Linked DNA regions of Mus musculus: region 2 is linked to region 1. The links are chromatin loops, found by intact Hi-C in ENCODE. Cell type or tissue: heart. All regions are shown on one strand. Each heading gives the region's core, and the rest is flanking DNA. Links, peaks and the distances in the headings are about the cores only.

Evidence for each region. A loop is a pair of places that touch in the nucleus more often than their neighbours do. Peaks named below come from ENCODE experiments on the same cell type or tissue, not always from the same donor. Only the 100,000 strongest peaks of a DNase experiment are listed, where the experiment ranks them.
Region 2: it touches region 1 in a loop (13-fold over the local background); 4 of 42 quality-filtered maps call a loop at or near these places.

What each region holds. Positions count from the first base shown.
Region 1 is chr11:109,919,349-109,935,393 of GRCm38, forward strand. It overlaps Gm39444 (a long non-coding RNA gene), which reads right to left and starts at 11,240. Exons shown (of 2, transcript XR_880288.2): 1 at 10,493-11,240; 2 at 8,457-9,465. It overlaps Abca8b (ATP-binding cassette, sub-family A (ABC1), member 8b), which reads right to left. Exons shown (of 39, transcript NM_013851.3): 38 at 15,375-15,430; 39 at 12,858-15,263. The coding sequence ends at 15,162. In heart, for the core only: no CTCF peak of the experiment used is centred there; a DNase peak (open chromatin) is centred at 7,763.
Region 2 is chr11:109,866,904-109,882,948 of GRCm38, forward strand. No RefSeq gene overlaps it. Among named protein-coding and RNA genes, the nearest start is that of 1700023C21Rik, 29 kb to the left of the region's middle. In heart, for the core only: a CTCF peak has its summit at 6,662 (motif pointing right); DNase peaks (open chromatin) are centred at 6,458, 7,128, 8,318, 8,728 and 2 weaker places; H3K27ac peaks cover 300 bases; H3K27me3 peaks cover 356 bases.

The DNA.
Region 1 (16,045 bases), core at 4,184-12,183:
GCTAGGGATGTAGATGTGAGGTTCAGTCCTGGAGAAATACAAAGACTATTAAGTTTGAAGATTCTTTGCATAAAGAGCTTGCATGCAGTGGCTTTGTTTTGGTCTAGTGTGTTTTATTGGGGTATGAAAAAAGATCTTGGGTGAAGCCTGAATTTTGAAATATTTAAGCCATATAACAATTGTTGAATATTAAGACATGTGCTAGTCCCAAGGCACAGAGCAAAAGACACCTGCAATAAATCTGGTGTTCTGTTTGTCATTAAGAGGTCGTCTTCTCTCACAAACCATTTCAGAGCTACTCTCAGCCAGATGTTCTCTCTTGAGAAGCTGTCTTTTGAGGGACTACATCTCTTTCACTATGAGTCATTTTCCCCCCACTCTCTGAAATTTTCTGTGTTCAAACTAAGAGCCTCCCCCAACCCCGAACCATCACACAAGCCTTCTTTATATGAGTGCACTGTAGCCATCTTCAGACACATCAGAAGAGGGCATCTGATCCCATTACAAATGGTTGTGAGCCACCATGTGGTTGCTGGGAATTGAACTCAGGACCTCTGGAAGAGCAGTCGGTGCTCTTAATCGCTGAGCCATCTCTCCAGCCCCACACAAGCTTTTCTTAAACAGAACACAATTCTTTGAGTATGGTAATTGAGCAGTATATACATTTTAAGCCTTCGTAAATGGCAGGACTAGGCTGTCCACTATGAAAACCAAATGCTTTTTTTTTGCACCTCCCTGGGAAAACCTGGGTAAAGCAGAGATACTCAGCTATGATGCTCCTGCTTGGGCCTTTCAACCTAGGGAAGATAATTGCTAAAAGGAAAGAAGAGACAAGTGTATTGTGGTAGTACTGACCAACCATACTGAGATTCGGTAGCTGCATCCAATGCTTTGGGCATCCATAATCTTGTGGTAGTGGTGATGTTGTTGTGATCCTGAGAGAGATCGTCTGCTAGGGCAGCTACAATTTTCTACCACCTCACTTTTGGTTCTTGAGACTAATTCTTTAGCTTTTCTAGAATTTTTGTGAAAACCCCACACACCTTTACACCAAACCTTTTAACATCAGCTAGATTGACGTCTCTCATTTCTATTGAGATGTTTAAAGTGCCTAGAAAGCAGTCACTAGATGCATTGGCTTGGGAGTGGAATGACTCTTGAGTTGCTGGTGGTGGCACAAACTTATGTATGTGAAAATTCATGAGTTATTTTCACATACATATGTACTGTCTCATCTCATCAGAAAGCTGGAAGAGAGAAAAGCATAACTGGGTAGCTGACTTTGAGCCAGGTCCTTTTATTAGACATGTCACTATTTTGATTGAAGATCAGCTAGGGAGACAGAGAGGTGATGCACCCATTGTTCCTTGCTTGTGCCCCCCACCCCCACTAGGAAATGTTCAGTTTAAATAGTCCTGTGCCTGTGCCTTTAGTGTGGGTACATTTCCACACTGCATGCTGCTCCAGTTTCTTTCCATGACTGCCTTGTTCTGTATGTCTGTATTGGGCACATGTTTTATGGTACATGCCCATCACTACTCTACTGTCTTGGTTAGGGTTTTACTGCTGTGAATAGACACCATGACCAAGGCAGCTCTTATGACGACAACATTTCATTGGGGCTGGCTTACAGGTTCAGAGGTTCAGTCCATGATCATCAAGGTGGGAGCATGGTAGCATCCAGGCAGGCAATGGTGCAGGAGGAGCTGAGAGTTCAACATCTTGTTCTGAAGGCAAACAGGAGAAAACTGGCATCCTGAAGCAACTAGGAGGAAACTCTCAAAGTCCACCCCCACAGTGACACACTTCCTCCAACAAGACCACACCTCCAAATAGTGCCATTCCCTTGGCCAAGCACATTTAAACCATCACATCAACCTTTAGCTTTTGATATGAATGTAACTGGTTTTATAAGTAATTCTTTTCCTTGGCTCCAAATGCCCCTGAACCATGTGAGAACCATGGTTGAGCGACATTGAGTCACTGGATATACTGAACGCACCAAGACTGAGATAGACTCCTTACAGATCTCCCCAGAATTTTTTTTTTTACTGTGGAAATCACACAACAATTTAGGCAGAGGTTATATTGCAGACACTTCAGGCATGCAAGGCCTTCTCCAGCTGCTGCATGACCCAGGTGAGAGCCAAGGAAGGACTCTTTTCTCACATCTCTCCTCAGCTTTCAAATTTTGTCTTTCTGTCATGGCGTGTCCCGCACATACAAAGGTCTGTAGACAGGAGTTTCAGTCACCTTTGCTCTAAGAATGGGATGTCTGACAGAAAAAAAAAAATCAGGGAGGACGTCTTCAAAGAGAGCCTGTAGGTTCCAGATTCTGCTTACGTAAGTGGACAGAAGATAGTTCAGAAACCTCTCTGTAAGCTTGGGAGCAAGTACTAAAAACATGAGCCTATGGAGGCCATTCCAGAGTCAAACATAATCACAGTCTTGGGTGGAAACGATTATACTTTCTTGATCTTTGGCATCTCAGTGTCTAGACAATTTCTATTAAACTTCAACCTAGTTTGCTTACTGGTCAGCTGACTCTCTGACTTCCAGTGGCAGAGCTGTGGGTCTTTGCTCCTAGCTCCAAACTGAGTGCATTAGCTCTTTCCCTAGGTAAGACACACAGAAGGCTCTGCAGGTGTTATGAGGGAAGAGATGAGGACACCTCAGACAGGAACACCAAGCGCTTGCCATTGTTCCTCCACAGAAACCATTGTTATCAAGAAAATGGTTCTGATTGGATGTTTTTTTTTCAGGTCTTTCCATTAGCACCTCAGGGTGGTCCCTCTTTATCCATTGAACATTACATCAGTTTTGAATGAAATGTTTAATGGATAAAGTTTTGCACTGGTCTCTGAGAAGGGAATTATCTGACCTCATGTTGCTTTTTGCTGGAAGCTGTTTTCATGATTGTTCTGGGAAAATTTAGCAGATGAATTCAAGGTTCTCATGTACATTTCTATTTTTTTTAACAGAAAAATTAAGTTTTTCTTGAAACAATGCCAGCATTCGAGAGTTATTTTCTTACACATCTACACAGAAAACAACAACCCCCCATATCTTCATTTCCTCTCCGTGGGATATTCCGCACACATGCATCTTTCTGTCCCAGAGGTCTTCAGCAGCTGCAGCCATTTCAAGTGTCCATTGATTGTGAAATGTGTCTGGACAGATGAGGTCAATCCCTCAGAGATACAGCTGTAGCCCCTTCTGATGGCAAGAAATTTTAGCATTTTCTTCTAAAAATAATTTGTGGAAATTGAGATGGAATATAACTTTCTATGTGCCTAATTTTTTATCCACCACTAACCTCCTCTCATTATGTGATTTCCACGTCAGTAGATTTTTTTTCTATATTTTTAGCCTTGTCTAGATAGCAGAGTTGTATTTTTATTATTGAGTGTAAGCTAGCTTCATTCCTTTACTGCAGAAGAAGAAGGAACAAATGAGAATGTTAGGGAACTGGAAATATGGCTCAACCAGTAAGATGCCTGTTGTACAAACACAAGGATCTAAGCTGAGATATGCAGTACCCATTTCAAGCCTATGAAAAAGCCTGGGATGGTTGTGTTCATCTGGAATCCCAGCACCAAGGAGCAGAGATCATTGGTCAACAGCCCTAGTTGAACCAATGCACTCTAGAATAAATGAAGAACAAATCTCAAAAAATAAGTCAAGAATGATCAAGGGAGAACCCCAGAAGCCTTGGACATCCACCTGCACTCCACATGCACAGACCGACATGAAGACACGCCCATTTCACACACATGGGCACATACATGAAACACAGGGACACACAAACCAGAATGTTATGCTATAATCCTATAATTTTCTCTTACAAATACTTGCATGTTTAATTTAATAGGCATAATTTTTTTTTCCATAGCGGGCAACAAACAGCTACTGAGTAACTCCCATGCTTCCTGCACCTGCTCCTCACAAACATTCCAAGAGAACAAACAACGTGAGAAAAGCAAACAAACCCTTTGACCTCAATTTCTCAGTCTTAAAAACCAAGGTACAATGATAAATGTTAAATGATCAAAGTACTCTTGTCCTGCCATTGACATTATGGGAAATGTTTAATAAAGTATGCATACATTTGAGACACTTTAGTCTATCAGTTTCGTATCAGGTAGTTTTAATGAGACTAGCCCTTCGAGATCCATATGTTTGAATACTTGGGTCTCCAGTTGGTGGAACTGTTTTAGAAGGACCAGGAAGTATGGCCTTGGTGGTTGGAGGTGTGTCACTGGGAGTGGGCTTTGCAGTTTCAAAAGCATCATGCCATTCCCAATGTGCTCTCTGCTTCCTGTTTGTGGGTCTAATACGAGCTATCAGCTGCTGTTCCCTAGCCATACCTGACTTCCTGCTGTCATGCTTCATGACATCCATAAGCAACTATAACCACCAAACCCTTCCTTCTATACATTGTTTTGCTCGTGATGCTTTATTACAGCAATAGAAAAGTAACTAAGACAGAACCCAAGTGGAGGGGGGATGACAGAGCTCCAGCCTCTGTTGAGATATTGGCTTGGTTATATTTTAATATATTGACAAAATTAGCCGCTCTGAGATAAAGTTTGTAATAGAACTTAATACCACTCAAATCCCAGATCCAATATAGATATATTAACAGGGCTGAAAGTGCCTCCCTCTGCCTACTCAAGAGACTTATTAGGCTACTATTATTGGTAATTATTTCAACCAAAATTAAGAAAGCAGCACAAGATGGAGCACTGGTCAGTTTCTTGCTCCTAAGTTTCTGGAATATACAACTGAATTACTGTGATGCCACAGTTAGAGCCAGCTGACAACTAGATACACCTTGAGATACTTGAGAAGAGAGAATTCAACTGAAAAAATTTCCAGGACAGATTGGCCTTTGATAAAGTCTGTAATCAATTTTCTTAATTTCTAGTTAATAGAGGGTCCCACCCACTGTGGGCAATACCATTCCTAGGCAGGCGAGCATGGGCTATAGAAGACTTGTGTGTGTTTCTTGGGGGTGGTAGAAGCCAGCAAGCAGCATTTCTCCATTGTCTCTGCTTTAGTACCAGCCTCCAAGTTCCTACACTGAATTTCTCTATTGACATTACCAGCTGATAGATGATAATCTGTAAGGTGCAATAAATCACTTTATCCTCAAGTTGTTTTTGAACAGTGCTTTCTCATAGCAACAGAAAAGCTAAGCATGATAGAAATTGGTACCAGAGAATAGGGTCCTGCTATGATGGAACTTGGCACTGGGTTTGGGGGGAAGGATTCTAGAGCTTTGGACTGGAAAAACCACTGTGTATTTGTAGCTTAAGGTCATTCTCTGGGAACCTGGAGGATAGGAATGAAGTCCTGATTTGTGAAATTTCAGAGGGAAATTTGAGAGTCCCATCAAGGCTCTTTGTTTGACATATTTGAACTAATAGTCTTTGGAAATGAAACCTCCTGGGCTTTACTTGAACAAAGGATGCAGCCCAGCCAGGGTTCAAAGTTCAGCTGTGGTGACCCGTCCAGCAGGTCCAGTTATTTGAGGGTCTTGAGGGCACCTTCTCCTAATAACCAAATAGGGGGGTAGAGAGAGATGAGGGTCTTGTGCGAATAACGACACGGAAACCGTTCTGGATTGCATCAAGACCCCAAATGTATTAGCCAGGCCCGAGGTTTAAATGCACAAGCAAAAGGGGAAGTGCCTTTCAGCAGGAGGAATGGGGCAGAGGAAAAAGAGCAAATGCTTCTCAGCAGGAGGGATGGGGCAGCAGAAATTTTTCTTTTGGCGACTACAAGGGGAAGAAGGAACTTGGTGGTATCAGGGTACATCTTGAGGTCAGGACATCCAGTGCTGACTTAGGGTTGGTACAATCTGTGGTTGTTCTCAGAGCGGTGCGTCCGGTGGCCCGCTTTTGACAACCTTTTCTTCTCGGGGGAGAGGCCCAATTCAGAGATCAGGACAATTGTGTTGTCTTAATAGCTCCCAACACTGTGGTTAGTAATACCAGCACTATTGAGGTACAATCTTCTCAGAAGTGTTTCCTTAAAGTCAACACACAGAAATTGTGGTTCAGAGGGGGCCCAGGCTAGATCATATGCTGCAGCTAAACTTTGTAATACTTAATGTCTTCTGTTAGAACACATCTAGGAAAGGCTAAGTTAAAAAAGTGAGTTTTCTGGAGATGGCCCACCAGTTTGCATGGGTGTGATGGGTGTGTTTTGAGAAGCGGGGTTCTCAGAGACTTCATCCTAGGATTGTTTCTTGCTGCTGATGTGCCTTTCCTGCCACTCACTCGTACATAGCTTGATGATTCCTGGGCATCAGCCCACACTATGGGACAGATCTGCAGAATCAATAAAAAATATTTTTTCATGTAGAAATGCTGTGTGGATGAATTGATAATTTTATAGAACTCCTAAATTGATACAAGTAATTTTAAGACTTTTACAGAATATAAGCTGCAAATAGAGCTCTGTAAACCTCCGTGTGTCATGGGTTAAATGCATTGGGGAAAGAAAACAGGCTTGGAACAAATGTACAATACAGGAAAACATTCCTTTTAGGTTGGGAATGAGGCCACCATCTGGTAACTAAAGATCACAAACTGGCAGTGAGCAATTTATTGTAGGAGCAAGGACAGAAAATAAATGGTGGACTAGTTTATCTAGATAAAACTTCTAAATCATAAAACAAAAGGCAGGCAGGATGATCTATCTCTTGACAAAACTGTGCTAACTTATGACATAAAAAATATTGGCAAGATGTGGAAAGGTCAAAGTTTGCTTCAGATGTCAGCCCTGATGAAACCCTGAAGTCACCTAGGAAGAGCAAACCTCGACTCAACAATTATTCACATCAGACTGTTCTGCATCCATGTCTGTGAGACATTTTCTAGATTGTTAATTCACTGATGAGGGCCCAGCCTACTGTGGGAAGTGCCACCCTTAGTCACATAGGTCTGTGTTGTGTAGAGAAGCAAGGGGAGCAGGGCATGAGGAGCAAACCAATCCGCATCATTCCACTGTGGTCTTTGTTTCATTTGTGCCTTCAGGTTCCTGCCTTAGCTCCCCTCTATTAAAGTCTGTAACCTGTAAGGCGAAGTCATCCCCTTTCTCCTTAACTGGACTTGGCCAGCGTTTTACTATAGTGACAGAAAATCAGACTAGGACACATGGTTTAATAGAAATAAAAACCACCAGCACTGTCTTTAATGTCTTGACTGTTAGAAGTAGCTTGCATAAAGCTTTTGGTAGAGAACAAGGCTGTCTTTGTTTTATATTGGGTTTCAATATTTGTCCTAAGTTGCTTCTCTTCACTAGTCTCAGAAGCTCTTATAGCTTACTGGACTCCTCTACTTCCTTTGAATATAATGTCCTGACCTTTCACACGCTGGAGTTCCATCAGGTTTTTTATGATTCGAGTGGTGGAAGATCCACCTCTCCCTTCATTCTCACCCTCTGACACCATCCCTCTCCCTCGTAGACCCCATCTTTCCCTTCTTCTGCTTTCTTTGCCAGCAATCTCTGTCTCTGGGCTCTCTTAAGAGACCTGGGATCCAGGCTCTTGGACCACATTCCATTCTAAATTCCTGTGTTTGAAACATCAGACAGGCAACACAATGCTTCAGAAGTCTGTGTCCACCGATGCAGCAACCCCCACAAGTGTAAATATCTTTACTATTCAAAAGTCCTTATCAGCGAAGCAAAGGAAGAGGTCATTCACAAAGGAACACATGGAGTTTATATCAAGTAGAGGCAGAATGTCATTGCCAGACAGCTGCAACTAAGTGCTTAACAGCTGTGGTTTGGGTTTCACAATAACCAAAAACAAAACCAAAAACAGAACCCCAGTAAAATCTGATGGCTGATGGCCAATAACTGTGGCTGTGGCCATTATACAAAGAGTCAGATGACCTTTGGTTCAGAATGGCACAGATCTGAAGACAAGTCACTCTAGGTATCTCTTTGTTTTCTCCTTCCTTATCCTCTTCCCAGTCTTTCTAGATGATTACCACTTAAATGATTACCTTGTGAGTTACTGGTCTCCACCGCCTCCAAATCACAATAGAATTAAGCTACTTACTGTATTTGAGCTGTTTTCCTAGTTATTGGCTTGCTGCCATTCCATTTGAGGCGGACTTTGCCAGTTTCTTTTGAACCCCAGAAACCCACAGACTGTAACTAGAAGGGCCAGTTAGTCACCACTAAAGAAATGTTTGCAGACTCTTGGTCAAACAGGTCACCTTTGGCCATGTGCCTTGTATTGAAGTAAGAACAATTTATCTTTGATAACCCTCCAGTTGCTTTCCAGTAATTTTGTTCTGCTCTCACCCATAAGCCTCCAATGATTCCTTCAAATTCAAGGATAAATGTCTTTCAGCTCACATTCATAAGACAGGCTAATTCCAAAATGCATCTCCTTATCTTTAAACATTAAAAAGATTTTAAAATTTATTTATTATTTATTGGTGTGTGTGTGTGTATGTATTTGTGCAGATAAAGGGCAGAAAAAGATGTCTGATTCTCTGGAGCTGAAATTAGAGTCACCCAAAGTGGGTGCTAGGAACTGAACTGGAGTTCTCTGGAAAAACGACTAAACCATCTCTCCAGCCCTTCCTTAAAATATTGCAGTGAACACTTCTGTTGATAGCATGCAGCATGGCATTCTATAATGTTATTTTGTTATCTTTTTGCTTCATACCACATAGGTATGATTTCATTTCTGATTGAATTTGGAGCACGTTGGGAAGGGTCTGGGGTTTCTACACCTGCTGCTTTCCAAACCAAATTAGCATGACATTGAAGCTGTTTGGAGCGATGAGAAGATCAATTGTCAGTAGGACCCTGGGTAAGCTCTTTAGCTATTGTATGATTTTGATTAATCTACTGATCTCTGAACATTGACTTACAGAAATAGAGAAGAAGAAATGTCTAGTGTCTGGGATTCTACTGTAACAACATAGTGTGTTAAGGTTTGGTAGGATTGGATGCTCTATTCTAATCATATATCCAGAAAGCTCCCAGCTTGGCATTATATTCCTTGGGATTCCAAATTGCTACATCTTTCTAGATAATGAAAAAGGTCAGTTAGATATGCAAACTTAGTCTCAGGAAAATACAATCACAATATATGTCTTCTTCTTTTATGGTGATATACATGAATGGGGACAGAGGGTTTTATAGGCATATATTTTTCACAACCTATCTTTGTAAGGGTTCAATCTCCCTTCTATCCCATCACCCACCAGAAGTAGTGGAAAAGAAAGGTAATTAGGAGACAGGGGAAGTGGACATGTTTAGAAATAGTTCTTTGGGGGGTGATTCCAATCATTGTTGTTCTCAGTCCAGTTCACTAGACAAACACAAAACACAAATTAGCATCTGCAATCCGGTCCACTTGACAGACACCACACATGAATTGTCAAGGGCAGTTCAGTTCAGAAGAAACCGTGAGGCTCACCAACCAGCCTGATTCTGTGGAAGAGGCAAGAAGACACAGGGATGTCATGAGAAGTTCTTTGGTAAGCTTTTCTCTATTAAGTCATTACAAAGGAAACGCAGCAATGCAATGCAAGGTGAACCAATACATCCATGTTGCCAGCAGACTGTCAAGGTGGAGCAAAGCGAACCAATGCCCCAGCTCCCATTGTCTGTGGGCTCATATTTACATTCTTTCTAAACACCACACATCCTTTCATGTGTCTGCTATAACAAAACATCTTTTCACCCGTGTCTGCTTCAGCAAAGCATTCTTTCACATGTCTGCTTTAGCAAAACAGCCTTTCACCTTTCTGCCCCAGCAAAACGTAATTATAACCTAAGTTTCCAAAGTAACCAGAAATTTCCACTTTACAGTTTAATTATACTTAGCAGACAATATCAAAAGCGTAAATCTAAATGCTAGCATATTTAAACCCTCACAAGTTCATGTTAGCAAATATGCTTGCTTATTTTTAGCAAATATTTAAAAATGATTTTTAAAGAAACTCTTAAATATGTGGTTATTAAGGAAAGAAAGGAAAAAAGATGAAGAACAGACATGAAATGGTAAAATTAACCCGATGTAGTGGTGAATTTCTTTAATCTCAGAACTAGGGAGGCAGAAACAAGTGGATCTCTGTGAATTTGAGGCTAATAGACTGTTCCAGGCTGGCCAGGTCATAATTATATTCATATTCATTCCTTCATTCCTTCATTCTCTCTCCTTTTTATCCCCTTTATCTTTTCCTTCTCTTTCTCTTCCCTTCCTCCCACTCTCTTTCTCTCTCCCATGATGTGTATGTGTGTGATCTTATTTTTTCATCTGCTTGGTCATGTGATTCAAAAGTGCAATCTTTCTGAATCCACATACCAAGTGCATATGGAAGATTAGTTGTCATTTAGGGGTCTTTAATGCCCAGATTTCATGCTATAGTAAAAATACAGCACAACTAACTTCTAATAGCGAATTTTGGCTTTCCAGATTGTATCTTCATCATCAGGTGATCTGTGGATAACTTACCTATGTGGGTACTGGATGATCTGACCAATAGTCTTTCAGTATTCTTAGCTGTAATTGACTCTTCAGAGCAGCAGGCATCCCGAGAGTAAATGTATGGATTTCACATTCTAGATTAGAGAAGCATGCTTAAATGTTTTGTGAAGTGGAAATTTCTAGCTTCTTTGGAGAGTAGGTTGTGCCATGTGATGTTTTCCCGGAAGCTGTCTTATGAGAGGATGTTGTACTGAAGCAGAGGGCATATGCTGTTCTGCTGCAGTGGACTTTTCAGAGGGCGCATGTATAGAAAGGATATAACCCCACAGACATTGAGACAATGCAGCTCTCTTGCATTGGTTTGCCTTCCAACACTCTGCTGCTATCTTTGTTTGTTGTGCTGTGCCTTCATAGAGAAAAAGGCACCAAAGAACTTCTCATGGTATTCTGGCTGCTTCTTTCCACTTCTGTTGACTGGGACCAGTCCCAGCATGTTCTTTCTTGTTGGTTCTCCTTGAGGCAATAGAGGGGGGAAAGGGCAGAGGGTAAGACTTTTGTTTTCCAAGATATGGGATAAGACTTTTGTCTTATGAGATATTTAGGGTTGCTGTATAATAATTGAAAGTTTACTTTTCTAAGTCTAATTTACTGTGCCACTGTAGCTGACCTGCCTTCTGTGTAGGCCTGAAACTACAGTCTCTGGCATTTAGCACCTCATCTTTAAACATCTCTCTCTCTTTTTTTTTCATGCACTTCTTTTTTTTTCAGTTTTTTTAAATTGGGTATTTATTTCATTTACATTTCCAATGCTATCCCAAAAGTCCCCCACACGCTGCCCCACCCACTCCCCTACCCACCCACTCCCACTTCTTGGCCCTGGCGTTCCCCTGTACTGAAGCATATAAAGTTTGCACGACCAATGGGCCTCTCTTTCCACTGATGGCCGACTAGGCCATCTTCTGATACATATGCAGCTAGAGACACGAGGGGTGTCTGGGGGGCACTGGTTAGTTCATATTATTGTTCCACCTATAGGATTGCAGATCCCTTCAGTTCCTTGGGTACTTTCTCTAGCTCCTCCATTGGGGGCCCTGTGATCCATCCAATAGCTGACTGTGAGCATCCACTTCTGTGTTTGCCAGGCCATGGCATAGTCTCACAAGAGACAGCCATATCTGGGTCCTTCAGCAAAATCTTGCTAGTGTATATAATGGTGTCAGCGTTTGGAAGCTGATTATGGGATGGATCCCCGGATATGGCAGTCTCTAGCTGGTCAATCCTTTCATCTCAGCTCCAAACTTTGTCTCTGTATCTCCTTCCATGGGTGTTTTGTTCCTAATTCTATGAAGGGGCAAAGTGTCCACACTTTGGTCTTCGTTCTTCTTGAGTTTAATGCGTTTAGCAAATTGTATCTTATATCTTGGGTATTCTAAATTTCTGGGCTAATATCCACTTATCAGTGAGTACATATTGTGGGAGTTCTTTTGTTATTGGGTTACCTCACTCAGGATGATGCCCTCCAGGTCCATCCATTTGCCTAGGAATTTCATAAATTCATTCTTTTTAATAGCTGAGTAGTACTCCATTGTGTAAATGTACCACATTTTTTTGTATCCATTCCTCTGTTGAGGGACATCTGGGTTCTTTCCAGCTTCTGGCTATTATAAATAAGGCTGCTATGAACATAGTGGAGCATGTGTTCTTCTTACCGGTTGGAACATCTTCTGGATATATGCCCAGGAGAGGTATTTCGGGATCCTCTGGTAGTACTATGTCCAATTTTCTGAGGAACCGCCAGACTGATTTCCAGAGTCATTGTACAAGCTTGCTTCGTTGCAATCCTCTTCTCTCCTCCAGTCCTTCCCCCAGCTCCCCCACTGGGCTCCCTGAGCTCAGTCAGATGGTTGGCTCCAAGCATTCACATCTGCATCAGTCAGTTGCTGGCTGAACCTCCCAAGGAACAGCCATACCAAGTTTCTGTCAGCAAGCACCTCTTGGCAACAGCAACAACATTGTCTAGACAGACAGTGCTCCCAGGGACTAGACCACCAGTCAAAGAGTGTACAGGGAGGAATGCATGGCTCCAGATATATATGTAGCAGAGGATGGCCTTGTCTGAACATGTCTTGTCTATCAATGGGAGGGGAGGCCCTTGATCCTGTGGAGGTTTGATGACCCAGTGTAGGGGGATGCTGGAGCTGTGGTGCAGGAGGGGGTGGGTGGGTGGGTGGGGGAGCACCCTCATAGAGTCAAAGGGGACTGAGGAGAGGGGGCAGATGTGGAATGGGGGGTTCATGGAGGGGTAACTGGAAAGTAGAATATCATTTGAGATGTAAATGAATGGAATGATTAACAAAAAATAAAATAAAAAGAAAATTAAGAACATTAATATGTTGTTTTATTAAAAAAAACAGCAGGAGATTAAATAAAGGATTAATTGCTAGAGCCTTTTCCATTTTTGTCCAGATGCCTCTCACTTGTCAGGCTAGGGGGAAGTTTGGAACAATAGACTTCTATTGAAACATAAAAGATATCACTTGCTGAAGAAAAAAACTTTTACAGAAGCAAATATGCATAAACACACATAGATTCACATACAGATTCATGCATGAATATTTATACATTTCCATTCAAACCAGTTGGGCTTAGTTTGCATACATTCTCACAACTGCATACTTATACACACACATTCATGCTTACATATGCATTTGGAGCAAAAGACTAAACAGCAGTGCAGAAAGAATTCACTCATTCTGGATGAAAAATGAACTCCAATCTTTATTGTATAGCGAACAAAACAGTTTCTACCTTTTGATGCTAAGTGAATTAAACTCAAGTTTGTAAGAAGAGAGCTTGGTTCCTTTTAATAAGACTAAGCCTGGCTTGTTATTAAGAAAAGACCTGTTCTGTCCCATGATAAGGAAAAGCTTGCCTGCCCCTTCTGCTTTCTCTACAGCTTCTTCTTATTCCCTCTTTCCCTCTGAATTCTTCACATTGCTTTCTTAGTTTGTAACCTATGGTTTCTAAGTTATTCCACTGTTCATTCTCCTTATAATTTTGCTCTTTCCTCCTACTCTGATATCACAATAATGCTCTTACTCTCAATGCCCTTTCTCCCAAAGGTGTGCCTTTCTTTACTTCTATGCTCTTTTTGAGTTGAAATCTTTCTATAAAGTTCTTTTGTGTCCTGACTTTAAAAACAAAACAAAACAAAACAAACCCCTCAGTTCTATTCTAAAAATTCTGTTCAGATCTTTCTAAAAAGTCTTCTGTCTAAAAAGTTCTCCTCAGCTCAGTTCTGTCCTCAGCTCAGTTCTGTCCTCAGCTCAGTTCTGTCCTCAGCTCAGTTCTGTCCTCAGCTCAGTTCTGTCTCTTCTCTTTGTCCTCAGCACTTATACATCGTTCAGAATACATGATCACATGGTAAAAAGTTCATTACAAGTTTACACAAAAATTCAAATCATAAACTGAAATAGAAGTTTACAACAGAGAATGTTTACATGCATATCCACTAGGAGTAACTATCTAGCTAAGCATCCATCACCAGTCACAGCTCCTAGCACCTATAATAAATCGTTAGTTCTCTTTTTATGACCTTCGGTTAATTGTTTTACAACCTCTTGGAATGTGCTCTGAGTAGTAGAAAGTCTTTTTACCATCTAAGAGGCAATTAACTGGTGACACGTGGGAGACTGGCAGAGTTCTCATTGCAGTTTTGACTATCAGAAAAGGACCTAATAGCAGTCCCACTATATAAGAGCTTAATAAATACTGATATAATTTTAGAAATTCTTATAGGATCACCATTAAGAATTAAGAAGCCATCTATTTGTCTACATAGCATCAGTACAAGACAGTACATCTTTGTAGATCTGCAGAGATCTGCTCAAAAGGGTGGACTAATACCTAGCGATGGTCATATGTATATAATAATAATAATAATAATAATAATAATAATAATAATAGGAAAAGCATATTAATAGCAGGAATCTTTCCTAAAACGACTTTCTCCTGGGCCTTGCCTATTGAAGTTCCGTCATAAATTTTAATCTAAGGCAGTCATCTCAGGAAGATCACCTGCTAGTTATTAGCTTGTCCTGTGATGGCTCCTGACATTCTGTGGGCTCATACCTATTTGGTGGATCCTCAAGGTTTCTTCTGGATTGAGCCTCCTGCTACTGATTTGTGTTTGGTGTTTGTGATTGCACTGGACAGCTGCTACTGATTCATGTTTGGAACTGCCCCAAAGCACTACTTCCAAATGATATTCACATCCCTCATTTCCTATTAACTTTTCTTCTTTCCTACCTTTGGTTGGTGAGCTAGAAGAGAGGTTGAAGAACTTAAGAACCCTTATTAAAGTTGGTTTTGAAAAATCTAAGCCTACGGTTTTGATACAAAAAATTATCTAAAATATTTTAACTAAGTATATCATACTCAGAAATGGAAATAATTGTATAAAAGTAACTGTTTATTCAACATTCTACAGAACTATGGCTATAAGTGTCCTAAAGGGATGTGGAGAAGGCTAGACAAGGTTCCCTGTGGTCCAGCCTCTATACGGTACTCACCCCTGTTCTCCAATCCCCGAGGAACATCATAGTATTTATAATATAGGTACTAAAATATTTCATAAAAATAGATGTCTTTAAGGAACAACACAGTCTTATGAAGGAAGAGGAGAGATATTTTTGGCTTAAGCCTCTTCCTGTGGGAGGAGCTTCCACTTTATGGAGGAGTCTAATTCTTCTAATTCAAGGCCATCCAGCTCCTGCTCCTTGGAGAGCTCTAGGAAGACCTGGAAAGGATAGATGAGAAAGAGAGATGTCACATGTAGTTGCAAGTGAAGCAGAGTAGCAAATGATATGTCTGCATTTTGTGGGTGGTAAAGTCATTACCAATGACCCACCTGCTCCAGGGTAGACTGAGAGAGGCTGTACTCCTCCAGGTCAAAGGTCTGCTTAACTGTATAAGGAGAAATGCATTTAGGAGCATGCATATTTTCTTATATAGATAGTCTCATAAGCCAACAGCAGACACACATAATTAAAGCGTTAATTGTGTTATGATAAGTCCACTCAGTTAAAATACATTAACACATTTACTTTGACTGGAGGAACACTGCTTGTATTAGGCTTACGTGCTGGGTACTTTTTGGATTCTGGGTTTAAGAGAGAAATGGAAATGAGAAATGTTCTTTTCTTATGCACGAGCCTTTGCACAGCCACATAGGAAGACGCAGATGAAAGCTGCTTGAATTAGGCTGTTTTGGAAGATTCAAGAGGAGGGTGTCTGAGATTTCCTAGGGAGAGAATAGCTACATGCACTCCTTCTAAAAGACACTGAAGAGTCCCACGATTGAACATGGGACCTGCCTTGTCAACCAGAATAGAATATGAAGGGCATGGAAGAGAATTGGAGCCACACCACCACTAGAAACAGTATCCTGTCCCCCTCCACCCAATCCCCCCAACCCTGCCCCACAGTAAATAACACAATCTCCAATCTCAGGGTTGACAATGTAATCAAATATCCTGCAACAGTTTCTCTTCCCTTTGTCTCTTTCCCCTCTCCTTCCTT
Region 2 (16,045 bases), core at 3,661-11,660, 53 kb before region 1:
AGCGGCTGACACCAGCCAGGGCTTTCACGTTAAGAAGGAGACGGAATGAGCTGGTCACAGTTCCCACCAACTCTCCGTGTGACACCAGATGTGTGCATCAGAACACTGACAAGCAGAGGACTCTCAAGTGTCCCTAAGGCTTCCACTTAGTTGGTTCTTATTGCTGATAAAGCCTACTCAAGATTCTCTGTCTGTCCATCCATTTGTTCAGACCTGGTGCTGCACTTCTGACCTTGTACTTCAGCTTTACGGTCTCCACGGTCATGTCTATTGCTTCTATATCTCAGGTCATCTCAAAGGCCTCTCTTAACTCTATGACCCTACAGTTTGTCCTGTATGCTTCCAGTGGCCTCCTACCTAATCACTAACTACTGCAGTAGCTCTGAATATCTATCAGTGCCTGTCTCTATCTCCAGTAAAGTATTTCTGAGCTCTGTTAAGGTCTCTTTAATTCTTTGGCAGTCATTTACTATCTATCTATCTATCTATCTATCTATCTATCTATCTATCTATCTATCTACTTATCTGTATCTATCATCTATGTATCTATGGATTTATCTATCTACTATTTATATCTACTTATTTATATATCATTTACTATATTTATATATCATCTACTATATATCTACTTATTTATATATCATCTATCTATATATCTATGTATCTGTGTATCTATCTGTGGGGCAACAGGCTATGCACAGACAGCCTGGTCTCTAGTTGTGCTTAGGTCTTGAACCCTGATGGGACTCGGTGGGTGGTAGTTTCCACCTACATGGACAGAAGGCATTTGATCATGTCTCCTGGACCCCTGGCTCCTGTCGAAGTTATCGCCCCGATAGCCCCCACAGGAGAGGCTATCAGTCACATAGGAGCAGCACCAAGCCTTCCCACATGCAAATAAGGTTTCCCCCAAACTCTCAGTCCAAGCCAATGAGAGGTACCTGCTGTCGAACCCTGAATCACCCCCAGAACTGTATATAAATCCATCCAGGGAATTAAAGGCACATGGGAACTATTCCTTCGTCTGAGTCTTTTGTTCCAAGAGCTGTAACACTTGGGAAGAGATCTCTCCTGAAGAGCCACCTGAGGTCCCACTGCACTCCTCACTGAATTGTCAGCTTCTTGTTGGCCCAGCCTGACCCTACTCAGTTCAGAGCAGCTCGGAGTTACAGAGCAACCTGGAAGGCTCGGAGAGACTTCGTCTCCCTGCCTGCATTTGCTTCCCTTCACTGGAACCCTCGCACCAGGCCTGGGTAGAGATCTCCATGGAAAACCTCTGGTACCCAGGCCCACATCTATCTATCTACTTATTTGAATATATCATCTATCTATGTATCTATATATCTATGTACCTATTTATCATCTATTTACTTATCTGTATCTATCAGCTATGTATCTATGTATCTATCTATCTACTATTTATATCATCTATCTATGTATCTTTCTACTTATTTATATATCATCTATCTATATAGTTATGTATCTATCTACTTATTTGTATATATCATCTATCTATATATGTATGTATCTATGCATCTATCTATCATCTATGTTTCTATGTATCTATCATCTATGTATAGACAAAGCTACTGTGTGGTGTGTAATGTATGTTTTTGAGAGTTAATTAATATTAGTAGTTAATATTGGACTAGAAGTAGTCTGGAGAGATGTTCATACCTGGTGCAACATCTTGCCTTCATGGCCCTCTGACATTTATGGCCTCCTTTTTGACTTCCATAGTCCAGTATCTTGGCCCTATAGTCTCTATATGAATTCCTCCAGGGAGACATGTCTAATCCTTAATAACTTTCATCCACAGCTTAGTGGTTAAGAGCACTTGCTGCTTTTCCAGAGGACCTGAGTTCAGAACCCAGAACCCATAGGACAACTTACCACCACATATTACTCCAGCTCCAGGGGATCTGACATCTTTCTCTGGCCATTCTGGATACTACACTCCCATGCAAACACATACACACACACATTTTTCCCCCAAAAAGATTAGAATAAAAAGAAACCCATGTTTGCCAATGGCTAACTTTAAAGAGAACTGGGAGTACTTGCCAATCACAGCCAACACAACTAATGTTACTTGTGAATTGTTTGCTATTCAGTAACTCCCAACACTGGAGAAGGATACACCCATTTCTGGCATGGCATGTCTACAGCGCTGGGCATGATGCTTCATCCGTTTTCCCCTTGAAATAGCAAAATAAAGGGAGACAAATTCTTGCAGAGAAACTCTCCGTGGGAAAAGATGGTCACGTGGAAGGGGAAATGGGGCCAGCTTATGATGAACTACAATCAACTACTCTTCTGAGGCCATGCTAATGAATTTCTCCAGGGAGGTATGCTCAAGCACTTAATGGCTTTCATACAGAAACCCATTTGTGAGTCCACAAAAAGATTATTATTTCCCACAACTGCCCCCTCCTTTCCCACTGAGCCAGAAGATAATGCCACAAGACAAAAACCCAGGAATAAAAAGTAGGAATAGAATTTATACCAAAAGATTCTTAATAAGTTTAAAATTCTAGGCAAGACAGCAAAGAGGAGACTCTAATGACTTTCTTGTTCATGAGTGTTAGAGATCCCTACACTGGAGGGGTCCTTGGAAGCTACCCCAGCCAGTGCATTCTTGTCTTATGGAAGAGAGAAGGTTCAGTCCTTGTTGGAAGAGAAATTTGTAGGGCAGGAATCAGGTGAGAACTGGTGGAAACACTAGGTGATCAGAATTCAGCTCTTTAAATGCCACCTACTTGATTCACTTCCTAAAAGACCCACAGGGAGCTTTCTCCTCCTCCTCCTCCTCCTCCTCCTCCTCCTCCTCCTCCTCCTCCTCTTCTTCTTCTTCCTCTTCTTCTTCTTCTTCTTCTTCTTCTTCTTCTTCTTCTTCTTCTTCTTCTTCTTCTTCTTCTTCTTCTTCTTCTTCTTCTCCTTCGCCTTCGCCTTCGCCTTCGCCTTCGCCTTCGCCTTCGCCTTCGCCTTCGCCTTCGCCTTCGCCTTCTCCTTCTCCTTCTCCTTCTCCTCTCCTCCTCCTCCTCCTCCTCCTCCTCCTCCTCCTCCTCTTCTTCTTCTTCCTCTTCTTCTTCTTCTTCTCCTTCTCCTTCTCCTTCTCCTTCTCCTTCTCCTCCTCCTTCTCCTCCTCCTCCTCCTCCTCCTCCTCCTCCTCCTCCTCTTCTTCTTCTTCTTCTTCTTCTTCTTCTTCTTCTTCTTCTTCTTCTTCTTCTTCTTCTTCTTCTTCTTCTTTTCTTCTTCTTCTTCTTCTTCTTCTTCTTCTTCTTCTTCTTCTTTTCTTCTTCTTCTTCTTCTTCTTCTTCTTCTTCTTCTTCTTCTTCTTCTTCTTCTTCTTCTTCTCCTTCTCCTTCTCCTTCTCCTTCTCCTTCTCCTTCTCCTTCCCCTTCTCCTCCTCTTCTCCTCCTCTTCCTCCTCCTCCTCCTCCTCCTCCTCCTCCTCCTCCTCCTCCTCTTCTTCTTCTTCTTCTTCTTCTTCTTCTTCTTCTTCTTCTTCTCCTCCTCCTCCTCCTCCTCCTCCTCCTTCTTTCTCCTTCTCCTCCTCCTCCTCCTCCTCCTTCTTTCTCCTTCTCCTCCTTCTCCTCCTCCTCCTCCTCCTCCTCCTCCCCCTTCTTCTAGATTTTCTAGATTTACCATCTTTCCTGCAGCCTGAGTAGTGGTCACTGACAGAGGATAAATGGTGAACTACAGATGGGTCCTCAGCATCTCATGAACCTGTTGGGACAGCAGTGTGTTCTCTGCGTTCGCTATGGAACTATTTCCCATGCATCGGTTTCTGTGCTAAGACCTGTCTCTGGGACATGGTCCTAATCAACAATGAAAATCTCTTAAGACGTTTTGTGAGCAAAGTTTTCTATATTGTGGTCCACAGGGCAGATGCTTTTTAGGCATCTCTACAAAAATATTCTTTGGCTATTGAAGCTTAAAAGATTGTGTGTGTGTGTGTGTGTGTGTGTGTGTGTGTGTGTGTGTGTATACCAGAGGTCAACCTTAGCTGTTGTCTTCAGGAGCCCTTGTTTTTTGTCTTTTGTTTTTTTGGGTCAGGGTCTCTTACTGGTCTGTCTGTCTCCCTTGGATTGTAATTATACATCACCAATAACGCTATATTTTTGTTTTATTTTGGATGTGGTTTCTGAGACAAACCAGGCCTTCTTGTTAGGATGGCAGAAATGACTAAGGCATTCCTGAAGAGGTGTGTGTGTATTCCTGGACTCATGGACTCCTGATTGAAAATCCACGGTCGGAGCAGAGTGGTCTCTGTGGATGAGCCTCCTGGTTCTCATTTTCTCCACGGACATTTTTAATATTGTAGGATAGACAACAGTAACTTCTGTTGGAAGCGGATGCAATGTTTGTAGTGTCCTTAGCTGTTTGCTGTTTTCTTCTCTTCCTGTTACAGAGTTAGGGTATGGGCCAGTCTTAGGACAAGGAGTTACAGAGGATATTTCAAAATGCATACCAGAGCCTGGGGTATGGAAGGGACTGTGCCTCTTAGAGTCCATGTCAACAAGTACAAGGAGCACACGAGGATTCACCTTCTTCCTCCGTCTTGTTGAGGAACTTTCTGGAACGGAAGGTTCATCTGGATTCTTTGGGTAGAGGAAGAAACACATACTCATGTGCATCATTAGCCTAGGTCCGTCCTGCTTTGCCTCTGTCTTACCTGGATACTGAGTTAGGTTATGAAGTAGGCTGAAGGACAGGTGTTGTGGGGAACACCTTTCATCCCAGCATGTGGTAGTGGTAGGTTGATCTCTACCTGGCTCTCTGTGAGTTCAAGGCCAGTCTGGTCTAAGCTGTGAGTGAGAGCCAGGTCATCAGCCAGAGTGTCTCAAAAGGCATTTATGCTTGGGGTGGGGGGTGGATGGGACTGTGGAGGGTGTGTGTGTGTGTGTGTGTGTGTGTGTGTAGGGGCATCAGAGAAACAGGTTAAGAAATCAATTCATCTTCTCTTTGAGGGGATAAAAGAGGATGCACAAAGGCATCTGCTGGTTCGTGTGTAATGCGGATGTGTCCCCAGGTTTCACAAGTTGGATACTTGGTTTCCGACACAGCAACACTGAGATGCTGACCCTCTGGGCTGTCTTAGAAATTCGACTTTGTTATGCTAAGCCCTCTGCGGAATGCTAGCCCAGGATCTTGTGTGACGCCCTTGGCCATGCTCTGATGTAACAGGAAGACCCTCACTAGATGCTGGGTAGGTGCTATAGCTATGATCTTGGACTTCCCAGACTGCAGAGCTGGGGCTTAAATAAGCCTGCATGCTGTAGAGGTATTTGGTTATCAGAAAATAAGACAGAAGGTTTCTGCACTCTAAACGTTATAACAGGCCTCTAGACCTTAGACACCCACCCGCCCCAGACCTTACTTAGTACAACTGACGCCATGTTGGAAGCCCATTCAGGCCCTGGAAACTAGCGAGAGACAAAGGCTAAGTCAACAGTTCCAGGATGCAGCCGGGGAAATCTCTCAATGTGCTAACCTTGCTTTTCAGTTTCGGTTGTTCCGCTCCTTGCTAACCGTTCTTGTTAACGGAAGTGTGTCACCTCAGAATATGTTTTGTTGTTTGTTTGTTTTGTACTGAGAGGCTCAGGTAAGGTACGGCTTGCGGCTGAATGGCTTGGGTATGTTTTCTGTGCAGCCAGCTGGCTATAAAGACTTTCTATTTGGCTCTAAGAGTCCGTGTGTTCTCTGACGGAGTTACCTCACAACAACTTGAGAGGTCACATGAGAGAATTCTTCTAAAGTGAATCGTTTGCATTTGTTCTTTTGAAAATCTTAAAGTTGATTTATCTTATGTGTATGAGTGTTTCCATTTATGTGTCTCTGTGAATTACACAAATGCTAGGGGCTTGTGGAGGTCAGAAGAGGATGTTAGACTCCCTTGATCTGGAACTAGGGACGGCTGTAAGTCACCATAGGAGTACTAGGAAGTGAACTTAGGTTCTCTGCTAGAGCAACGAGTGCTTTTAACCACGGCACCATCTTTCCACACTCCACCTTCCAATTTGCATATATTCTTGATCAACCTGCCTTTATAATGAGTAGACTAGAGATTTCAGTTCCTGGGTCTCAGGTCTCACATCTCCCACTGTCCCCTGCCTCCAAGTCACAGGAGTCATTTTAAGTGTGTTCAGACAATTAAAAGAAAATGACTGATGTGTCCAGTAACATTGGCAGCTGAGGGTCTTTTGCAAGAGTCTTCTTCCTAGAGGTTGAGCCTATATCTGAGCTAGACCAGCAGAAGCTCTTCAGAAGAAACACAGTGATTATTAAAGGGAACCGTCCCTGGTTAGATCTGAATGCAGTTCAAGCTGCTACTTCCCAAGAAACCAGGATCAAATACTGGGGAGACACATTTTTGGTCCACCTTCATCAGGAGCAAATTCATGCCATAGCTCTGCTAAAAATAAGAAGCCCATCAGAGCCGGGCGGTGGTGACTTACACCTTTAATCCCAGCACTTGGGAGGCAGAGGCAGGCGGAATTCTGAGTTCGAGATCAGCCTGGTCTACAGAGTGAGTTCCAGGACAGCCAGGTCTACACAGAGAAACCCTGTCTCAAAAAAAAAAAAAAAATAAAAATAAAAAAAAGAAAGAAATCCATCAGAATATTTTCCAGATTCGACCAGAAGATGGCGCAATCTGAAAACTAATTTACGCATCTCCACAAAACAAGGTTTTTTTCCCCGCACTAGGGTCTCACAGAACCAAGTATTACAAAACACAGTTTTAAAATGCTTATTATATATCCTAATATCCTAAATATCATGATAATTCTTTGCATTCCTTGGTGGGGAGTATTTCTATGAAAAGGTTTTTTGGGGGAATGATACAAATAAGGCAAGCCCCCCCCCAATCTTTGCACATTCTGGAATTTTAGAACATGTTCCCAGATTCCTATAGGGAAGGGTACATGAACAAAGGACTCCTCTGTGGCTGTAAATAAGAAGCTGGGTTGGGGCTGGGAGGAGGAGCGCGCTCTAGAAAGAACCGATTTCATGGCCGGAGCTCTGTGACCTTTTCCTGCTGCCCCAGAGGGACAGAAGCTTCCTGACTGCTACAATCCAACCATTTGGTTTTTCTTACTCTCATGGAATTTAAGAGTTGGATGGGACTCTTGAGAACATTTGGTCCAAGCCTTCTCCCGGCACGGAAGTCGTTCTCATTATCTCCCTGGCCACAGCAAGAAACAACATCTGTCCGAACCTCACCACAGCCATCCCATTTCCGTGCGGCTCTGGGGGGCGGGGTAGCCTCGGAAAGACGGGGTGGGGGGGGAGAGGGGGCTAGCCTCTTCCGCTGTACTGATAATGATAATACTTCACGAATGTGGTACGTACACACTTCCTCATTGAAAACCAACATTCCTCTAAGGGATGGGGTACGTTGTGGGTCACACAATAAGCAAACCAGATTGCATAACTCCCTCTCCTGAATTCCACAGCCAGCATCTGAGGAGGGTACTATTGTTTCCTTGTGTGAGAATGAGGGACTTGGTGCTCAGAGAGATTAAGTCGCCTGCCATCAGAAAACTCGGCACATAAAGAGTAATCGGTGATGGTCGTCACCAGAGGCTTGCCATGAAGGGTCTAACCCGAAGTTCATGCCTTCAACTCTGCTATTCATGCATCTCTGTGTGACAAAGGGCCACCAGAGCCCTCACTGGGTACATCTACCTCACTGAGGCACCTAGCTCATTCTCCCACGGCTGCTCAGCAATGTGTCTAAGCTCTCTACCTTCTGATTCACGAGAACCCTCCAGGTATCACATACTAAGATCGTGCCTATCACTAGCCCTATCTTTCTAACTGTCCTCTAGAGAGATGAGGCCCGGGGACATGGTTCAATGGGTAAAATACTCGCCTCAGAATCATGAGGATCTGATTTTGATCTCCACAACCCAGACAAGAAGCCAGGCTCTGTGGCTGTGATCCTAGTTCCGGGGAGACAAAGACAAGGCAGATATCCCTGGAATCCATAGTCCAACCAATGTAGGAGAATTGGTGAGAGACCCTGCCTTGAACATTAAGGTGGAGAGTGGCTGAGGGAGACACTTGGCATTGACCTCTGGCCTCCATATGTACAAGTGTACATGAGTGCATACGAATGCACAAATGCAACTATAGCTGTCAATCATCTACCTTACTGCCCCTTGTAAATCACTAACCCCCATGGAGTCCTGTTTTCCTAGTCTGTAGGCCTCATTGTACGGTGTTGTAATCTTCTGTAACTCACTGGACATCTGCCTTCCCCATTAGACTCTGTGAGGGCCAGAGTTACTTTGTTGTTATCATTTCCCTGGGGCCTCATCCAGTTCCCTGAATGGCGCAGCTGTTCAGTTGATAACATAGCCAGTCTACCGATGGGAATAATCAGACCTTCATTCCTCCTACACAAGATAATTGTGAGAAACAAAGAAGGGGTCTGCTCATGAAAAGCACCGTGTTCTGTTAAAACCAAGCAACCAACCAACCAAGCAACCAAGCAAGCAACCAAGCAACCAACCAACCAACCAACCAACCAACCAACCGAACAAACAAAACAACACCAACAAAAACCAGTTCTGCCATCACTGGTAACAAACAAACTACATGTTAGGCTGATTAAGAAACCAGCTTCTCTCCTGGCTAAAAGCCCCAAATGGTCTCATTCATGCCTCTTGGCAGCCTTGGTGGAAGCCAAAGATGGTGGAAGCCAAAGATGACACAAGTATTTGGGAGGCTCTGCTCTGATTCCCAAGTGATTTTAGTGTTAACACCTTCACAGGGTCAATATTAGGATAGCGGTAAAGGCCTGCTGAGAGAAAATCTCCTCTGGTCAGGAGACTGCAGTCTCTGGCCTGGCTGGAGACCTACCATGCTGGTTGGATGGGACCAATCACCTATTCAAGAGACCACCTCTAGGAAGAGGGGCAGCACAGGCAGGCAGGCATCCTTAATCCAGGCTAAGGAAGTAGGCAGAATAATTAATCCTCTAATGAGTTACTGTACCTCTTCTTCTTTGAATCCCTGACCTTAGCCCAGGAACTTTATTGAACTGCATCTATGTAGATCTGAAGATCTACTTGATTTTGTGAAGTACACGGAAAAGCCCGAGTTCCCCTTTTCTTCTTCCTCTTTTTGCAAGCATGCTTTCTTTGACACCTGGGGCTTCCCTAACACTTTGCTCACTTCTCTCCTAAAGACTCCTCCTTTCTCTTCTAACCTCTTTATCTTCCGTCAAGGGGCTGCTTGTCCACCCTGGGGCTGACCCCCCAGGCCAGCTTGAATGGCATAGCTCCCCCCCCCCCCATCCCCTTCTCTCTTTTTCTCCTCCGGGCAGTTGCTAAGATTTATAGCTGAAGATTTAGAGCCTGTTCTAGGTGGTTTTGTTTTACATACTAATAAAATTGTCCTGTAGGCTTTTAAAACTAAAAAATAATGAGGCTGAGATGGCTCAGGGGTTAAGAGCAGTGACTGCTCTTCCAGAGATCCTGAGTTCAATTCCCAGCAACCACATGGCGGCTCACAACCATCTGTAATGGGATCCAATGCCCCATTTGGTGTGTCTGAAGACAGCAACAACGTACTCATATACATAAAATACATAAATAAATAAGTCTTAAAAATAAATAAACATAATAAAATTACATTATTCATTTGTATGGGAGGCAAAACTCTAATCATTTATTCATTAAATTATCCGGTTGTTCTTTCACCCCCTATCTGTGCTCATATAGTATGTTTTAGTTAAGTTTTTATTTATTTTGTGGGGGCAGGCCATGTGTGTCCCAGATCACAAAGAGGTCAGAGGACAGTGTGCAGGAGTGAGGTCTCTCTCCACCCTGTGGATGCTGGAGAGCCCACTGAGGTCTTTGTCCTTGGCTGCTAGTTGCTTTTTTCCCATTGGACAGTGTCACCGACCCTACACTTCAGCCTGGGGGTGCAGCTCAGCTCTAGGGTTCTTTTCTAGTGTGCACACAGTCCTGGGTTAACAAAGAGAACAAAAACATGCTTTCGCTTCTGAGTTCAGCAAATGGTTCTCCTCCGCCACATACGCGCTTTTCCCTTGATCCCAGTCCTGGCACTTCTTCTGTTGTTCCAGCGACATGTGTTGGACTTCTGCTAATGCTCTATGTCTAACACGCGAGGAACCAGCTGAGCTTCTTCTTGCATTGCTTAGATGCATCATCCATATGTTTAGGTTTCCTCCTTTTCTAGAACTAGTCTGTTGGTGGAATCGGCTGTTAGAGCCATTTTAGACACAGAATGGTATTGACACGTTTTTATTTGCCTGTATCCACGGAGGAGGCAATAGAAAGCATGGGTTAAAGTGATTTAATCCCACCATGAAAGGTTAATTGTGGCTGAAAGTACTTCACCCTAGTCTGGGGCATGGTAGACTAAAGGGATCCTAAAAAACCAATGTCTCGTGAAAAATTGGTACTAGGAATGGTATGCATTTTTCTTTTCCATAAGAAGTCTCAAAGTAGGACAAATCCTGTTTTACTTTCTAATAATTATCACAAATGTATTTCTGGAAACTTTATCTTGTTAGATTCTCCACAGATGATGTTTGATATGTGCACCTGTGGGAAATTAAACACACACACACTCACAGAGAGAGACACATATACACACACACTCACAGAGAGAGACACATATACACACATACACACACACTCACAGAGAGAGACACGTATACACAGACACACACATATGCACACAGGCACACAGACACACTCACAGAGAGGCACACGTATACATAGACACACACTTATACACACACAGGCACACACACACACACACTCACAGAGAGACACACATATACACAGACACACACACTTACACACACACAGGTACACACACATTCACATTGAGTCACACATACACAGGCACACACACACTCACAGAGACACACATATACACACACACACACTTACACACACACAGGCACACACACACTCACACAGAGACACACATACACACACAGGCACACACACACACACACACACACACACACTCACACACATACACACACACATGCACACACACTCACACAGACACACACAGGCACAGATACACACAGAGACACACATACACACAAAGGCATATACACACTCACAGAGAGACACACATGTATATACACAGACACACACACTTACACACAGGCACACACACATTCACATAGAGACACACATACACAGGCACACACACACTCACAGAGAGACATACATATATACAGACACACACACACTCACACACACACACACTTACACACAGGCACACACACATTCACATAGAGACACACATACACAGGCACACACACACTCACAGAGAGACACACATATATACAGACACACACACACACTCACACACACACAGGCACACACACACATGCACACATACTCACACAGACACACACACACTTACACAGGCACACACACACACAGGCACAGACACACACAGGCACACATACTCACACACACACACACACACACACACACACACACACACTTACACAGGCACACACTCACATGCACACACACTCACACACACTCACTTACACAGGCGCACACACACACAGAGGCACAGACACACATACACCCAAGCTCACAGTGGTTTTCCTGCTTCTCTCTTCTGAGTTCTGTGACTACAGTCATGAGTGAGCCCCTACTCTAGGCTCAGTTTCCAAATTATACCTAAGTTTAAAATCTCCTATTCACCATGCTGCCAAGTGTGGCACACATAGCATGAGTTTCCATAGGGTCTGTTAGAAACCAACCCTAGCACTGTCTTGTTGCTCTTCCTTCCTAGACATCGTTGTTGCCAAAAGAAAATAAACAAGAGAGGTTAAAAGTCTCACCTCTTCCTGTAATTTGAGCTCGACAGAGATGTAGATATTAAATGAAACCCCAGAATTTGACAATAGTTCATAGGGGTCAATGTTAAGCCCTGAACCTAGGCCAGTGGATTTTTTTTTTTTTTTTGGTGGTTGTTTATTTATTTATTTTGTTAGCTAGCCATCTGAAGCACATCTGAAGAAGTTCCATTCTTTCCTGGCCAAGGAAAAGAATTTTCCTTCAAGACTGGCTGACACAGTCAAGGCAGAGTCTTCTTTGGGGAGAGCCAGCTGGGTGACAGGAAGCACTTTTTCCATCCTAGACTTTGGCCTTCAGCACCGTGACCACCCAAGGCTCAAGCATCAGGGATCCTACTCTCTGCAAAACCCATGACTGTGCTCAGAGGAAAATCAGGGCTCCCTTTCCATCTGGCACCATCTGCGTCTTTGCTGTAGATCTCAGTTGCCCAACACTGCTCTCCCTGTGAGGGACCAGGGCAGGCTACTGAAGCAGCATCATTTTGAAGACCGTGCATTCTCAGGAGACTCCCAGTTTCCTTGGATCATGACTTCCCTTTTTGTTGTGGCCTTAGGGTCACAGATTCTATCTCTGGGTTCTAAGAAGGCATATTCTACCTAGAGAATCTTCCTTCTCTTTTTCTGTCTTCTTCCTCTTCTTCCTCCTCCTCTTTCTCCCCCTCCTTGCCCTCCTCTCCCATCTTCTTTTTTTCTGTACTGGGCTTGGCTCCAAGGCCCTGTGCATGGCAGACAAGTACTCTGCCAACAGCGCTACATCTCCAGCCTACTTTCTTCTTGACATTCATCCCTGGCTGGTTCTGGATCTCCCAGTTCCTAAGTCACAGTCACGCATGTCCTAAAAGTGTCCCGATTGGGTATAGCATGACCTCACACATATTGTCCCTCAATGGAGGTTATCCTCTAGAGCTCTTTAAAACCTAATCCCCAGTAGTGAGCAGTCTGATAATCAATATGAATCATATCAGCTCTTGGACAATGATCTTGTCCTGGCTCTTACCCTGGAGTGTGAGACGTGTAGTTAGCTCTTATGGTGATAAAACATGAAAGTATGGCACATGGAGTCTGGGCCAGACTGACTTCTGTTCCCATTCCTACATCTGCTGTTCAATGTTAAGTGACCCCCTAAGTTATTCTGTTTCTTTAGTGTGACTGAAATACACACACACACACACACACACACACACACGTATATATATATATATATACACACATATATAGCTTAGTCTTAATCCACATTTCCTACATACATTCTCTCACATAGATTCAAAGTCTATAGATCACTCTAAATTCAATATTTGTTGCCTTAGCAACCATTATGATGATTGGTTTACCTACAGTTTCACTTAGCTTCCATCTCCAGCTAGCTATTTTACATTTTTTATTTATTTATTTAATTTATTTATTATTATTCATAAGTATACTGTAGCTGACTTGAGACACACCAGAAGAGGGTGTCAGGTCTCATTATGTGTGGTTGTGAGCCACCATGTGGTTGCTGGAACTTGAACTCAGGACCTTCAGAAGAGCAGTCAGTGCTCTTACCCACTGAGCCATCTCTCCAGCCCCTATTTATTTATTTATTTATTTATTTATTTATTTATTTATTTATTATTTTTACTTATCCACCTTATATCATGCTCACTGCCCCCTCCCAGTTATTCTCTCTCACAATCCTTCCCCCATCCCCCTTCTCCTCTGAGCAGGTGGGAGCTCCTCTGAGAATCCCCTGACCCTGTTACTTTAAGTCTCTAGTGAGGCTAAACAAACCCTCACTCATTGAGGCCAGACAAGAAAATCCAGCTAGAATACATCTCACATATAGACAATAGCTTTTGGGATAAACCCTATTCCAGCTGTTCAGGACCCACATGAAGACCCAGCTGCACATCTGCTACCTACGTGCAGGGAGGCCTAGGTCCAGCCTGTGTATGTTCTTTGGTTGGTGGTTCAGTTTCTAAGAGCCCCAAAGGTCCAGGTTAGTTGACTCGGTTGGTCTTCCTGTGAAGTTCCTATGGGGGCCCACAATCCTTTCTCCTGTTCTTCCATAAGTGTCTCCAAGCTCCATCCACTGTTTGGGTGGGTGTCTGTATCTTTTTGAGTCAGCTGCTAGGCGGAGCATCTCAGAGGACAGCCATGCTAGACTCCTGGGACAGCAACCCACCCATAAAACTTTTGACCCAAAATTCATCCTGTCTACAAGAAATGCAGGGTCAAGGGATGGAGACTGAGGGAATGGCCAACTGTGATGGTTTGTATATGTTCGACCCAGGGAGTGGCACTATTAGAAGGTGTGGCCCTGTTGGAGTAGGTGTGGCCTTGTTGGAGTAGGTGTGTTACTGTGGGTGTGAGCTTTAAGACCCTCAGCCTAGGTGTCTGGAAGCCCGTATTCTGCTAACAGCCTTCAGATGAAGATATAGAATTCTTGGCTCTGTCTGTACCATTCCTGCCTAGATGCTGCCATACGTCTGCCTTGATGATAATGGACTGAACCTCTGAACCTGTAAGCCAGCCCCAATTAAACGTTGTCCTTACAAGAGTTGCCTTGGTCATGGTGTCTGTTCACAACAGTAAAACCCTAAGACAGAAGTTGGTACCAGGGACTGGGGTATTGCTGTGATAGGCCTAACCATGCTTTTGTTTTGAAAAAATGTGAATTTGAGGACTTTGGACTTGGAAAGCGGTGGATTGCTTTAAGCGGGGCTTAATGGGCTGTCCTAGTGGGAATAAGGAAGACTTTGTTTCTGAGGGAGACTTGAACTGTGGAAGCCTGTTTCTAGAGGTTTCAGAGGAGAAGAATTTTAGCATGTGGCTGAGAGACTGTTTCTGTGATATTTTGGTGAAGAATGTGGCTGCTTTTTGCCAGTGTCCAAAGAATCTGCTTGAGGCTAAGGTGAAGAGACTCAGCTTAATTTCACTGACAAATGAAGTCTCAGAAACTCCCAGCATAGACTTTGTTCTCTGGTTAAGTCTTATGAAGAGCATTTTAAACAAGCATATCAAGCTAATAAAGGAAAAATATAAAATACATGGTTGGAGTATTAAAAGGGCACCAGGAAGTGGAATGGAGCTGAATCCTGTGTTCAAGGATGTTAAATTGAATTAAGGGAGTAGTAACATTGCAGCAAGATCCCACCCAGCTAAATTTAGGTCCAGGCATGGTAGTACAAGCCTTTAATCCCAGAAGGCAAAGACAAGCAGATCTTTGAGTTCAAAGTCAGTCTACAGAGCAAGTTCCAGGACAGCCAAACTTAGGCAATGAAGGAATTAGAAAACAGAGAGCTGGTGAGAATGTAATAGAACAAGGGGACCATGTTCGAGCTCCAGCAAGCAGCAGAACTTGGCAGCTTTGGCCACATGGCTCTGGCTTTAGAATACAGAATAAAAGGGACTACTGGGACAATTGATGCTGGTTAGCTGGAGCTAAGAAATTAGCAGTGATTAAGAAGAGACCAACATCGCTTAGATAAAATCTTCTAGGAAGTGTTTTCTGAGAGCAGGAAGAAGCTGTGTTCTAGAGATAGTCAAGGTTGTACCTCATGCTACAGCTGTACTTGGTAATGTGGAAGAGTCACCCAGGTGGTACTGGTTTTGAAGGCATGAAGGGGTCATGTAGAGCAGCTAAGGCTTGGCATTATGAGAGGCCATGGAAGGCCATTGGTGAAGGTGCAGCCTCAGTTGCAGTTGATGGACCAAGACTGAAGGGATCAGGCAAAGAATTTGAGGCTTGGCACCATGAAGAGAGCCTATTGGTGAAGCCTAGTTGCAGTGGAAGACCCTAGCATACTAGAGATGCCAGTACCATGGGATGATCACCAAGAACAGCAGCAGGAGTGGAGTGGATCAACCGGAGCTTAGAGTGCTACAGAGGGCAGAGATGGAGAAGAGACACCAGCCCTTTGTTGCAGTCAACAAAGATGAAAAAGGAGTTGGAGATCTAAAGACTGCTTTGACATCAGACATGGAAATGCTGAATTTGGAGTTTGCCCAACTGGTTTCCTGTCTTGCTTTGGGGATTACAGTTAAGTGATTGGATGAATCTCAGAAGGACCTTGAACTCTGGGACTTTTAACACTGTTGAGACTACTACAGACTATGGGGACTTTTGAAGTTGGACTAAATGTATTTTGCATTATGCTGTGTTTAGGTGTGGCTTCCATAGATAAGCCTCTGG